2 separate regions of the Homo sapiens genome follow, and region 1 is linked to region 2. Evidence: read pairs that join two places in POLR2A ChIA-PET (ENCODE). Cell type or tissue: K562. All regions are shown on one strand. Each heading gives the region's core, and the rest is flanking DNA. Links, peaks and the distances in the headings are about the cores only.

What was found. ChIA-PET counts read pairs that join two places held together with the same protein. Peaks named below come from ENCODE experiments on the same cell type or tissue, not always from the same donor. Only the 100,000 strongest peaks of a DNase experiment are listed, where the experiment ranks them.
Region 1: POLR2A ChIA-PET joins it to region 2 with 5 read pairs; 1 of 35 experiments calls an interaction of 5 or more read pairs at or near these places.

What each region holds. Positions count from the first base shown.
Region 1 is chr19:11,189,654-11,194,653 of GRCh38, forward strand. KANK2 (KN motif and ankyrin repeat domains 2) reads right to left here. Exons shown (of 13, transcript NM_001136191.3): 3 at 4,822-4,937; 4 at 3,178-4,389. The coding sequence starts at 4,858. Among named protein-coding and RNA genes, the nearest start is that of KANK2, 5.4 kb to the right of the region's middle. RefSeq lists enhancers at 1-267, 268-767 and a silencer at 1,823-1,872. In K562, for the core only: no CTCF peak of the experiment used is centred there; DNase peaks (open chromatin) are centred at 248 and 1,908.
Region 2 is chr19:11,561,714-11,569,008 of GRCh38, forward strand. No RefSeq gene overlaps it. Among named protein-coding and RNA genes, the nearest start is that of ELOF1, 6.1 kb to the left of the region's middle. RefSeq lists a silencer at 6,160-6,209 and an enhancer at 6,620-6,709. In K562, for the core only: a CTCF peak has its summit at 3,662; DNase peaks (open chromatin) are centred at 2,155 and 3,348; H3K4me3 peaks cover 259 bases.

The DNA.
Region 1 (5,000 bases), core at 1-5,000, 370 kb before region 2:
TAAGACATTCCAGCTTGGCTCAAGCAAGGCAGAGATTGGGGCTGGCTGCAGCAAGAGGGAATAAAATGAGACTCCAGGAAGAACTTTCAGGCAGCAGCTTGAATGCAAAGAAGGTGGACATCGCTATGTCTGTTTGTCCTGCAGGCAGAAGGCCTCTCAGCTGCTCTGGGAGGCACGTCTGGAATGGTGGTTGCCTCTCAGAGATTCCGAGGCTGGGCCAGGCGGAGCCTCTGGCAGGGGGCCAGAACCTCAGGACCTGGTGTTTGGGATAGACACAGAACAGGCGGGTGGTGTCCAGAGCTGGCCAGGAACAACACGGGCCGGCGAGAAAACACAGCTGGGTCCCTGCCCTCCAGCCTGTGCCCTCCAGTCTGTTGGTAGGGGCTCTGGCCACCTGACATTTGAGGCTGGGATGAGAACTTGGGCCCTACCTTCGAGCCCTGCTGCAGATTCAAGCTGTCCTGGTTATTTATTTCTTTTTTCTTTTCTTTTCTTTTTTTTGAGATGGAGTCTCACTGTCATCCAGGCTAGAGTGCAGTGGTGCGACCTCGGCCCAATGCAACCTCCGCCTCCTAGGTTCAAGCAATTCTCCTCCCTTAGCCTAGCTAGGACTACAGGCGTGTGCCAACACGCCCAGCTAATTTTTGTATTTTTAGTAGTGACAGGGTTTCGCCATATTGGCCAGGCTGGTCTTGAACCCCTGAGCTCAGGTTATCCACCCACCTCGGCCTCCCAAAGTGCTAGGATTACAGGCCTGATGTTCTGGGTTTGGATACTGGCTCAGTTGAGCCACTTCCTGGCTGTGTGACACAGGACAAATGAATCTCCTCCCTAAGCCTCAGTTTCCCCAGGTATGAACAGGTTGACCAGAACATTATCAGCAGAAGCAGCAACCAGTACTTAACCGTGTGCATTAATTCATAAATTCTCCACCTCTCTAGAGGTGGAGAGCATTATCATGCCACTTCACAGATAGGGACGTTTAGGGCTAGAGAGGTGATGTTGCTCACCAGTATCACACAGCATGAGTTTGAACGCACCTGGCAGAGCCTCCCTGACCATGTTTCCAGAAGAACAGCTGTCATTATTATTGTTGAGACACAGTTTCACTCTGTTGCCCAGGCTGGAGTGCAGTGGCACAATCTCAGCTCACTGCAACCTCCGGCTCCCAAGTTCAAGCGATTCTTGTGCTTCAGTCTCCCAAGTAGCTGGGATTACAGGTGCCGGCCACCACGCCCGGCTAATTTTTGTATTTTTAGTAGAGACAGGGTTTCACCATGTTGGCCAGGCTGGTCTTGAACTCCTGGCCTCAAGTGATCTGCCTGCCTCTGCCTCCCAAAGTGCTGGGATTACAGGCGTGAGCCACCGTGCCCAGCCAGCTGTCATTATTATTATTAATTATTTTGAGATACAGTTTCACTCTGTCGCCCAGGCTGGAGGGCAGTGGTGTGATCTTGGCTCACTGCAACCTCCGCCTCCCGGGTTCAAGCGATTCTCCTGCCTCAGCCTCCGGAGTAGCTGGGACTACAGGTGTGCGCCACCACGCCCGGCTAATTTTTGTATTTTTAATAGAGATGGGGTTTCACTGTGTTGGCCAGGCTGGTCTTGAACTCCTGGCCTCAAGCGATCCACCTGCCTTGGCCTCCAAAGTGTGGGATTACAGGCGTGAGCCACTGCGCCCGGCCCAGCTGTCATTATTATGAGTCATTTGGGTGGCTTCTCCCAGGGACCTCAGGACAACCCAGCAGCTGACATTCTGCACAGCCGGCATCCCCTTTCCTGGCATGAGGACTCAGTACTTCCTCTGGGAAGCACCCCCTTCCTCCCTCAAAGGCCACAGGGCTTGGGTGGGGCTCCCCTACCCCCGGCGTCCATGGCTAGGCAGACAGGGACACCGTGATTGGCTCAGCAATGGGCACATGACCCAGGCCAGCCAATGAGGGCCCCCTCTGGGATTTTTACTGGTGCTCTTTGGATTAAGGATCTCCCTCTCCACTAAACTGGACAGACAGATGCCTGGAGCAGTGAGGTCACTTTCCCTTGCCTGCCTGAAAGAGAAGCTCCCAGGGAAAACAAGAAGAGAAAGGCACCAAGTTAGATTCCTGATGATATCTGAGCACTGAGGCCAGCGTGGTGGCTCATGCTTGTAATCCCAGCACTCTGGGAGGCCAAGACAGGAGCATCATTTGAGCCCAGAAGTTTGAGACCAGCCTGGGCAACATAACAAGACTTTGTCTCTACAAAAAATAAAAAAAATTAACGAGGCACAGTGGTGCATGCCTGTAGACCCAGCTACTTGGGAGGCTAAGGCGGGAGGATTGCTTGAGCCTAGGAAGTCAAGGCTGCAGTGAGCCATGATTACACCAACTGCACTCCAGCCTGGGCAATGGAGCGAGACTCTATCTCTTAATAACGACAACAAGAACAAGATATTTGTGCACCTGGATCCAGCCATGCCTGAAGCTGTCATCAGTTACGTAATAACACATTTCCTTTTCACTGCTTGAACAGCTCCGAGATTGATTCCTGCCACTTACTGAATAAACAGGGAGGTTTCTGCCTGGTAAACCAACAGCCTTGGGGAACTTTCCCCCAAATACCTCCCACTTTCTGGATACTGACAAAGTGGCAGTCACCTAATTTCTCTGCATGGTTGCTACAGCCCTGAGGGTTGGCTGCACAATTCTCCTCCTTTTGTGGATGATAAGACAGAGACTCTAAGAGTTGGACTGATGTGTCTGGTGGAAGGTCGGGGGCTGGGGCTGGACCTTGGCATTCTTTTTTTTTTTTTTTTTTTTTGAGACAGAGTCTCCCTCTGTTGCCCAGGCTGGAGTGCAGTGGTGTAATCTCAGCTCACTGCAACCTCCGCTTCCCTAGTTCAAGCGATTCTCCTGCCTCAGCCTCCTGGGTAGCTGAGGTTTACAGGCGCACGCCACCACACCTGGCTAATTTTTGTATTTTTAGTAGAGATGGGTTTCACCATGTTGGCCAGGCTGGTCTCCAACTCCTGACCTCAAGTGATCTGCCCGCCTCGGCCTCCCAAAGTGCTGGGATTACAGGCATGCGCCACCGCACCCTGCCTGGACCCTGGCGTTCTGAGAGTCCAGGATGAGCCATGGGAAGAAAGAGGCCCCCCCCCCCCAAGCCATTCTCCCCTGCCTGCCTGCGACCGCTTACCTGCTGCTCCATCGCAGCTTCGCTCTGTGATGCTAATCTTCTTCACCATATGGACGTTGCTGGTAGCTGCAGCGGGCACTGGGCACATTGTCTCCACCACCTCCTGGCTGCGGAACACAGGTGGGCTCTCAGGCCTACCAGGCATTGCCAGGGCCCTCAGCCCTGTGCCGTAAGGCTCCAGGCTCTGGGCCCGCTGTGCGGGGGCGCCAGCGGCTGTGCTGGCCACCACCTCCACCTCCCGTGGCCCTTCTACCACCCGGACTGTATCCACGCGGACCGGGCTGTCCGGCGGTGGCCAGGCCTGGGGCTGGGGGTCAGCCTGCCGGGCCTGAGCTGCCTGCAGCTCCTGCAGCGCCTTCTTGAGCTGGGTCTCCAGCACAGCGACCTTGGCGGCGAGGGCAGCCTCCCCATCAGGCATGCCCAAGTCCCGTTCTCGAACCCAGGTGCCCACACTCCGGGTCTCCAGTGCCACTGGGTCCTCTGGGGGATCGGGGAGGTCCAGGCAGAGCTCGCTGCGACCCCGGCCCGCTGTGGGGTGGCCCAGGAACTTCTGGCTCTTAAGTTGTACTGTGAGCTGCCGCTTTTCCTCCTGGAGCACCGAGAGCTTCACCTGGAGCACAGGGATCAGCTTCACCTGCTCCTCCAGCTGCCGCAGCTTCCGCAGGGCACCCGCCATCTGCTCCCGCACGTGGGCCAGGTGCCCGGCACTGGGAGGCACCGGTGTGGACAGTCCTGAACTCCGTGGTGTCGGGGGTGGCAACCCCACGCCCACCAGGGAGGCTGTCGAGCCGGCCGCACTGGGGGTCAGGGAGCCCAGGCCGGTGGGTGTGGCCGCCTGGTCCTCGAGACGGCGACGGGCATCCAGCAGCGTGCGCTCCACCCGCGGATTGAAGCCACCGCGGGTCTCCAGAGCACCATACTGAGGGTAGAAGCCACGGCCGCAGTAGGAATAGGCTGAGTGGCGGCTGTCCCCACTGGCATTGGAGCACAGCGACTCAGTGGACGTCCACCAGGAGCCAGGGCCACGGGGCAGCGAGCTCAGGCGGGGGCGGCGCTGCACTGCCACGCGTCGCAGCGTGTGGCCCTTCTCGATGTCATCCACGTACTTGAGGAAGTCCAGGTCCAGGCGGTAGCCATAGGGGGTCTCCACGGAGTAGGGTGGATCGGGGTCCTTGGCAGGGAAGGCAGGTGGGGAGGCTGGGCCAGGGGTCCCTGGGGATGGGAGAAACACCAGGACCTTTGAATCCTCTTGTCCCCATTCTCAGGGTGAAGACTGATGCCTGGGGAGAGTTGGGGTTTATTTGCCGAAGAGATGGGAGCCCACCTGGTACTCAACCGCGTCTGCTCTCAGACCCTCCAGAGCAGGGCTATGCCTCCCCTTCAGACTCCCGGCGCTAGGCTATGTCGCCTCTCAAATCCCCCAGGACAGGGCTCTATCCCTCGGCTTAGACTACCCCCTTTTTCCGGTAAGACTCTGCCTCCCCCTTCAGACCCTCCCAGGGCAGGACTCTGCCTCCTCCCTCAGACCTCTAATTGTTGGGCTGTGTCCCACCCTCAAAGTCCCCAGGGCAAGGTCCCCAGCCCCCTCAGGCCTCCAGAACTGAAGCTCCCCGGGGCAGGGCCCTCTTCCCTGAGTCCCCTGACCTGGGAAGGGAGCAGGCACGTGCAGGACCTGGGCCATCTTCTTTTCTACAGATGCTCCTTGGAAGTCACTTGAGGGACTGCGAGTCAGACTGCCTGCAGCACCGGCTGAGGCTTACCTGGGGAAAGAGAACCACGGCGCCGGGAGTTAGGAGTCTGTAGGGGGAGGGGAGGAGATGAGG
Region 2 (7,295 bases), core at 1,428-6,427:
CTGTAATCCCAGCTACTCAGGAGGCTGAGGCAGGAGAATCACTTGAACCCCGGGAGGCAGAGGTTGCAGTGAGCCGAGATCGCGCCACTGCACTCCAGCCTGGGCAACAAGAGTGAAACTCCATCTCAAAAAAAAAAAAAAAACAAAGACATTGAGTCACAGGATGTATATATCTTTCATTTTGTTCATGATTGCCACATTAGTTTTCTCTTTTTCTCTCCTTTCATCCCTTCCCTCTCTTACTTCCCTCCTTCCCAGCTTTGTTGGATGTAATTGACTGAACATGAACTGCTCATATTTAAACCATGCCTGGCCGAAATTGCATGTTTTGACATACAGGTATATCATTAAAACATGACCATAATCAAGACAATTATTTCCATCACCCTAAGAAATTTCCTCTTACCAGTAGCCGAGTGTGATGGCTCATGCCTGTAATCCTAGCACCTTGGGAGGCCGAGGTGTGCGAATCACGTGAAGACAGGAGTTTGAGACCAGCCTGGGCAACACGGTGAGACCCCTTGTAGTCTCCACTACAAATACAAAAATTAGCCAGACATAGTGGCACACGCCTGAAGTCCCAGCTACTAGCGAGGCTGAGGCTGGAGAATCACTTGAACCCGGGAGGCGGAGGCTGCAGTGAGCCAAGATTGTGCCACTGCACTCCAGCCTGGGTGACAGATCAAGACTCAGTCTTAAAAAAAAAAAAATAAGAAAAAAAAGAAATTTTTCTCTTGCCCTTTTGTGCTCTGTCCCCTACTCCAGCCCCTGGCCCTAACTGATTTGTTTTTGGTTCCTGTAACTTTGTCTTTTTCAGAAAGTCATATAAGCTGAATCATACAACGTGTAGCCTTTTGAGCTGGGCTTCTTTCCCCAGCATAAGATGTTTGAAACTCACTCATGTTCCCAGCATTTTGGGAGGCCAAGGCGGGTGGATTGCTTGAGGTCAGAAGTTCAAGACCAGCCTGGCCAACATGGTGAAACCCCATTTCTACTAAAAATACAAAAATTAGCTGGATGTGTTGGTGTGCGCCTGTAATCCCAGCTACTTGGGAGGCCAAGCCAGGAGAATCACTTGAAACCAGGAGGCGGAGGTTGCAGTGAGCCGAGATCACGCTATTGCACTCCAGCCTGGGCAACAGAGCCAGACTCTGTCTCAAAAAAAAAAAAAAAGAAAAAAAGGAACTCACTCGTGTTGTTGGATATGTCAGCAGTTTGTTTCTTTTTTGTTTTCTTTTGAGATGGGGTCTCACTCTGTCACCCAGACTGGAGTGCAGTGGCACCATCATGGTTCACTGTAGCCTCAACTTCCCAGGCTCCAGCAGTCCTCCCACCTCAGCTTCCCGAGTAGCGGGGATTACACCTGTGCACCACCACGCCCAGTTAATTTTTGTGTTTTTTGTAAAGACAAGGTTTTGCCATGTTGCCCAGGCTGGTCTCGAACTCCTGGACTCAAGCAATCCACCTGCCTTGGCCTTTCAAAGTGCTTGGATTATAGGCATGATTATTATTCAGTTGTATTCTGTTATATGAATGTCCCACACTTTGTTTATCTTTTCACCTGTTAGTGACCTGTTTTTTGCATTGTTGCCGGTTGTTGAACAATTATTAGAGCTGTTATGAACCATTTCTTTCATTTTGAGGGTGGCAGATGACACCACTCCAAAATATGCCACTTTGGCATATGGATTGTTTCAGCTAAGTGCACTTGAAAAACAGTAGGTGCAGGAAAAGCACTCTGACCTCCCTCTTTTCTCTGGAAAACGAGATAAACCCCCATATGGAAGATGCCCTCCCCATCCCAGGAAGAAAGTAAAATTCTTTTTAGACAGGGTCTCATCCTGTTGCCCAGGCTGGAGCGAAGTGGTGTGATATCCACTTCCTGCAACCTCACTGCAACCTCCACCTCCTAGTCTTAAGCGATCCTCTCGCCTTGTCCCCAAAATAGCTGGGATCACAGGCGCCCACCACCATGCCCAGCTAATTTTTTTGTATTTTTGGTAGACACAGGGTTTCACTAAGTTGCCTAGGCTGGTGTCCAGCTCCTGAGCTCAAGTGATCCACCCGCTTCTGCCTCCCAAAGTGCTGGGATTACAGGCCTGAGCCACCGCGCCCAGCCCTAGAGCGTACAATTCTTATCACCAGAAGACAGGGAGTCAAAGCTGAGGAAAAAATGTACAAACAAACCTTGTTAAATGAACCCTTATTTTTCTAGTTATTTTTCCACCATTAACTGCTCTAGCCCAAACCCCTTTGTCTTGTCACATTTTCATAATTTACTACCCTTTTAAAACTTTATTTATAATATTTATTTATAATTTTAAAATTTATTTATATATTTATTTAGAGACGGGGCCTTACTCTGCTGCCTAGGCTGGAGTACAGTGGCACAATCATAGCTGATTGCAGCCTCAAACTCCTGGGCTCAAGCGAAACTCCCACGTCAGCCTCCTGAGTACCTGGGACTACAGGTGCGTGCCACCCAGCTAATTTTATTTTCTGTTGTTTTAGAGATGGGGTCTCCCTGTGTTGTCCAGGCTGTTCTTGAACTCCTGGGTCCAAGCAATCCTCCCACCTTGGCCTCCCAAAGTGTTGGGATTACTAGTATGAGCCACCACGCCCATCTATAATTTACTACTTTTTTTTTTTTTTTTTTTGAGAAGTCTGGCTCTGTTGCCCAGGCTAGAGTCCAGTGGTGCGACCTCAGCTCACTGCAACCTTTGCCTCCTAGGTTCAAGTGATTCTTCTGCCTCAGCCTCCCAAGTAGCTGGAATTACAGGTATGTGCCACCATGCCTGGCTAATTTTTGTATTTTTAGTAGAGGTGGGGTTTCTCCATGTTGATTAGGCTGGTCTCAAACTCCCAACCTCAGGTGATCCGCCCACCTTGGCCTCCCAAAAGTGTTGGGATTACAGGCATGAGCCACCATGTCCATCCATAATTTTCTACTGTTTGTCTAATACAGTAAATAAGTGTTTGACTGTAACTGCTTCTTTGGGTCTTCCTTTTCAGGGCTCCCATGTCCCATAGAACTTATGTTAAATATATTTCTATGCTTTTCTCCTATTAATTGATCAAATGTCAGTTTAAGTCTTAGGCCCCGCCAGAGATCTAAGAGGGTAGAGGAGAAATCTTGCCTTCCCTCCACAGGTCTTTGTGTGGATGTTCATTTGCATCTTTCCCTGTGATTGCTTGCTTGCTTGCTTGCTTGATTGATTTTGAGACAGGGTCTCACTCTGTGGCCCAGGCGGAAGTACAGTGGCATGATCATGACTCACTGCAGGCTTGACCTCCCAGGCTCAAGTGATCCTCCCACCTTAGCCCCTGCCCCACCCTCTCCACCCCACCCTCTCAACCCCCTGAGTATCTGGAACTACAGATAAGCACCTCCATGCCTGTTTACTTTTTTATTTTTATTTTTTATTTTTGGTAGAGATGGGATTCACTATGTTTCTCAGGCTGGTCTTGAACCCCTAGGCTCAAGCAATCCACCCACCATGGCCTCCCAAAGTGCTGGGATTACAGGCATGAGCCACCACATCCTGCCTCCCTGAAATATTTGATTCCTTCGGAATTTATTTTTGTATGTGGTCTAAGGTAGGGTTCAGGTTTTGTCTCATTCTAGTGCAAACTGACAAGGCAAATAACACCTCCTTTTCCATGAAGTTGCAATGCGACCTTGAACCTATATTATGTTCTTAAATAAATCTTCCTGAATTTGTTCTTGGATTCCCTCAGTATTTTCCTGAGTCAATGCTATATTGTTTTTGTATTTGTTTCTACTTTCTCTCTTGATATTTTCCCGAGCCAATGTTTTGTTTTGGTTTTTTTTTATTTTTTTTTATTTTAGAGATAGGATCTCACTCCATCATCCAGGCTCAGGCTGGAATGCCGTGGTGTGATCATTGCTCACTGTAGCCTCCAGCACCTGGGCTCGAGGGATCTTCCCACCTCAGCCTCCTAAATAGCTGGAACTACAGGCGTACACCTCCATGCCTGGTTAATTTATGTATTTTTTTTTTAAGTTGGGGCCTTGCTATGTTGCCCAGGCTGGTCTTGAATTCCTGGCCTTAAGTGATCCTCACATCTTAGCCTTCCAAAGTGCTGGGATTGCAAGTATGAGCCACCACACCTTACCCTGAGTCAATGTCAATGTCCTTTTTTTTTTTTTTTTGAGACGGTGTCTTGCTCTGTCACCCAAGCTGGAGTGCAGTGGCGCAATCTCGGCTCACTACAACCTCTGCCTCCAGGGTTCAAGTGATTCTCTTGCCTCAGCAGCCTCCCGAGTAGCTGGGATTACAGGTGCCCACCATCACACCTGGCTAATTTTTGTATTTTTAGTAGAGACAGGGTTTCGCTATGTTGGCCAGGCTGGTCTTGAACTCCTGACCTCAGGTGATCCACCTGCCTCAGCCTCCCAAAGTGCTGGGATTACAGGTGTGAGCCACCACACCTGACCCTGAGCCAGTGTGTTACTATTTTGATGACTGTATGTTTTGCTATTGGTAAGGCAGGTATCTCACCTTCTTATTCATGATTCTTGGCCTGGGATGCTGTTTAGGAAGTGGACATGGCCTGAGTGTCAAGTGACAGACAGCCTACTGGCTGCATGAGAATGCCAGTCCCTTTTTCAGCCTCTAGTTTGACAAGCAGAGTGGCAAGATGATAGTGTCTGTGACAGCTGAAATCAGGAGTGGTTGGTTGCTCAGGAGGATCGAGAAGAGATGAAACCCTGCCACTTGCCTGAGGGACTCTGCTGTCTCGTTTCTTGCAGGTTAAAAGGCATCTTTCCAAAAATGGCTGAACCTGGTGTGGTGGCTATGCCTGTAATCCCAGCATTTTGGGAGGCCAAAGTGAGAGGATCACTTGAGGACAGGAGTTCAAGACCAGTTTGGGCAACCTAGGGAGACTCCATCTCTCTTTTTTTTTTTTTTTTTTTGAGATGGAGTCTTGCTCTGTCGCCCAGGCTGGAGTGCCGTGGCGCGATCTTGGCTCACTGCGAGCTCCACCTCCCAGGTTCACACCATTCTCCTGCCTCTCAGCCTCCCGAGTAGCTGGGACCACAGGCGCCCGCCACCACGCCCGGCTAATTTTTTTGTGCGTGTGTTTTTAGTAGAGATGGTTTCACCGTGTTAGCCAGGATGGTCTCGATCTCCTGACCTCGTGATCTGCCCTCCTCGGCCTCCCAAACCGCTGGGATTACAGGCATGAGCCACCGCGCCCGGCATTTTTTTTTTTTTTTTTGGAGACAGAGTCTCAGTCCATTGCCCAGGCTGGAGTGCAGTGGTGTGATCTCGACTCACTGCAACCTCCACCTCCCGGGTTCAAGCAGTTCTCCCACCTTAGCCTCCCAAGTATCTAGGGTTATAGGTGCACACCACCGTGTCTGGCTAATTTTTGTATTTTTTGGTAGAGGAGGGATTTCACCATGTTGACCAGGCTAGTCTCAAACTCCTGACTTCAGGTGATCTGCCCGCCTTGGCCTCCCAAAGTGCTGGGATTACAGGCGTGATGTACCATGCCCGAACACCATTTCTTAAAATAAATAAATTAGGCCGGGTGCGGTGGTTCATGGCTATAATCCCAGCACTTCAGGAAGCCGAGATGGACAGATTGCTTGAGCCCAGGAGTTCAAGACCAGCCTGGACAAAGTGGTGAAACCCCCTCTCTACAAAAAATACAAAAATTGGCTGGGTGCAGTGGCTCACGCCTGTAACCCCAGCACTTTGAGAGGCCGAGGTGGGTGGATCACGAGGTCAGGAGATCGAGACCATCCTGGTCAACATGGTGAAACCCCGTCTCTACTAAAAATACAAAATTAGCTGGGCATGGTGGCGCACTTACCTGTAGTCCCAGCTACTCGGGAGGCTGAGGCAGGAGAATCAATTGAACCTGGGAGGTGGAGGTTGCAGTGAGCCAAGATCAGGCCACTACACTCCAGCCTGGCGACAGAGCAAGACTCTGTCTCACGGTGAAACCCCGTCTCTACTAAAAAAAAAAAAAAAAAAAAAATTAGCCGGGCGTGGTGGCGGGCGCCTGTAGTCCCAGCTACTCGGAGAGGCTGAGGCAGGAGAATGGCGTGAACCCGGGAGGCGGAGCTTGCAGTGAGCCGAGGCTGCGCCACTGTACTCCAGCCTGGGTGACAGAGCGAGACTCCGTCTCAAAAAAAAAAAAAAAAAAAAAAAAAAAAAAAATTAGCCAGGTGTGGTGGTGTGTGCTTGTAGTCCCAGCTGTTCAGGAGGCTTAGGTGGGAGGGAGGATTGCTTGAGCCCCGGAGACGGAAGTTGCAGTGAGCTGTGATCACACTACTGTACTCCAGCCTGACAGCCTGGGCAACAGAGTGAGACCCTGTCTAAAAAACAGAAAAGTAAAGAAAAAAATAAAATAATTAATTAAGATGGCTGAGTGCTGGCTGGTGTTGTCTCCTCAGCAAGACAGAAGCTCCCTGAGGGCCAGCGCCCACCCTGATTTATTCCTCCTAGTGTCCTTGGGTCCCCAGCTGCCTGGCACAGAGCTTTGGTCCTTGGTGCTCGGTAGAAGTGTCTGGCTGATGTAGAGGAGGGAGCCTGAGTTACAATCCCCCCTCCCCTGCCACTCAGTCTTCGTGTGACATTGGATGTGTCACTTCTTCTTTCTGTGCTCTGGGCCATGAGAACGGGGTCCTTGGGCTATGATGGTGACCTCTGATTCAGACTCCTGCCTGTCTGGTGCCTCTGAGTCAGTGAGAAGAGCGCGGCTGTGACCTCCCTAGACTGTTGTGGTTAAGATTGAGGGACTGCCACTTCCTAGAAATTACCTTGGTCACAGTGGTTAAGCCGTCCAATCTAAGATAAATATTGTACCAAAAAAAATTAAAAAATAAAAACCCACAAAAACACGTCTGAGCTTCTGTAATAGCCTCTGAGAAGCAAGGATGATTCTGGCCCCTGCCTCATGGGCCAGGATCAGAAGTGACGGTAAATGGCAGCTGGAACAAACTCAGGATTACATTTTGGGGATTTGTTTGTTTGCTTGAGACAGAGTCTTGCTCTGTTGCCCAGGCTGGAGTGCAGTGGTACGACCTCGGCCCACTGCAACCTCCACCTCCTGGGTTCAAGTGATTCTCCTGTCTCAGCCTCCTGAGTAGCTGGAATTACAGGCGCCCGCCACAATGCCAGCTAATTTTTGTATTTTTAATGGAGACAGCGTTTTGCCATGTTGATCAGGCTGGTCTCGAACTCCTGATCTCAAGTGATCTGCCCGCCTCAGCCTCCCAAAGTGTTGGGATTACAGGTGTGAGCCACCACCCCTGGCCA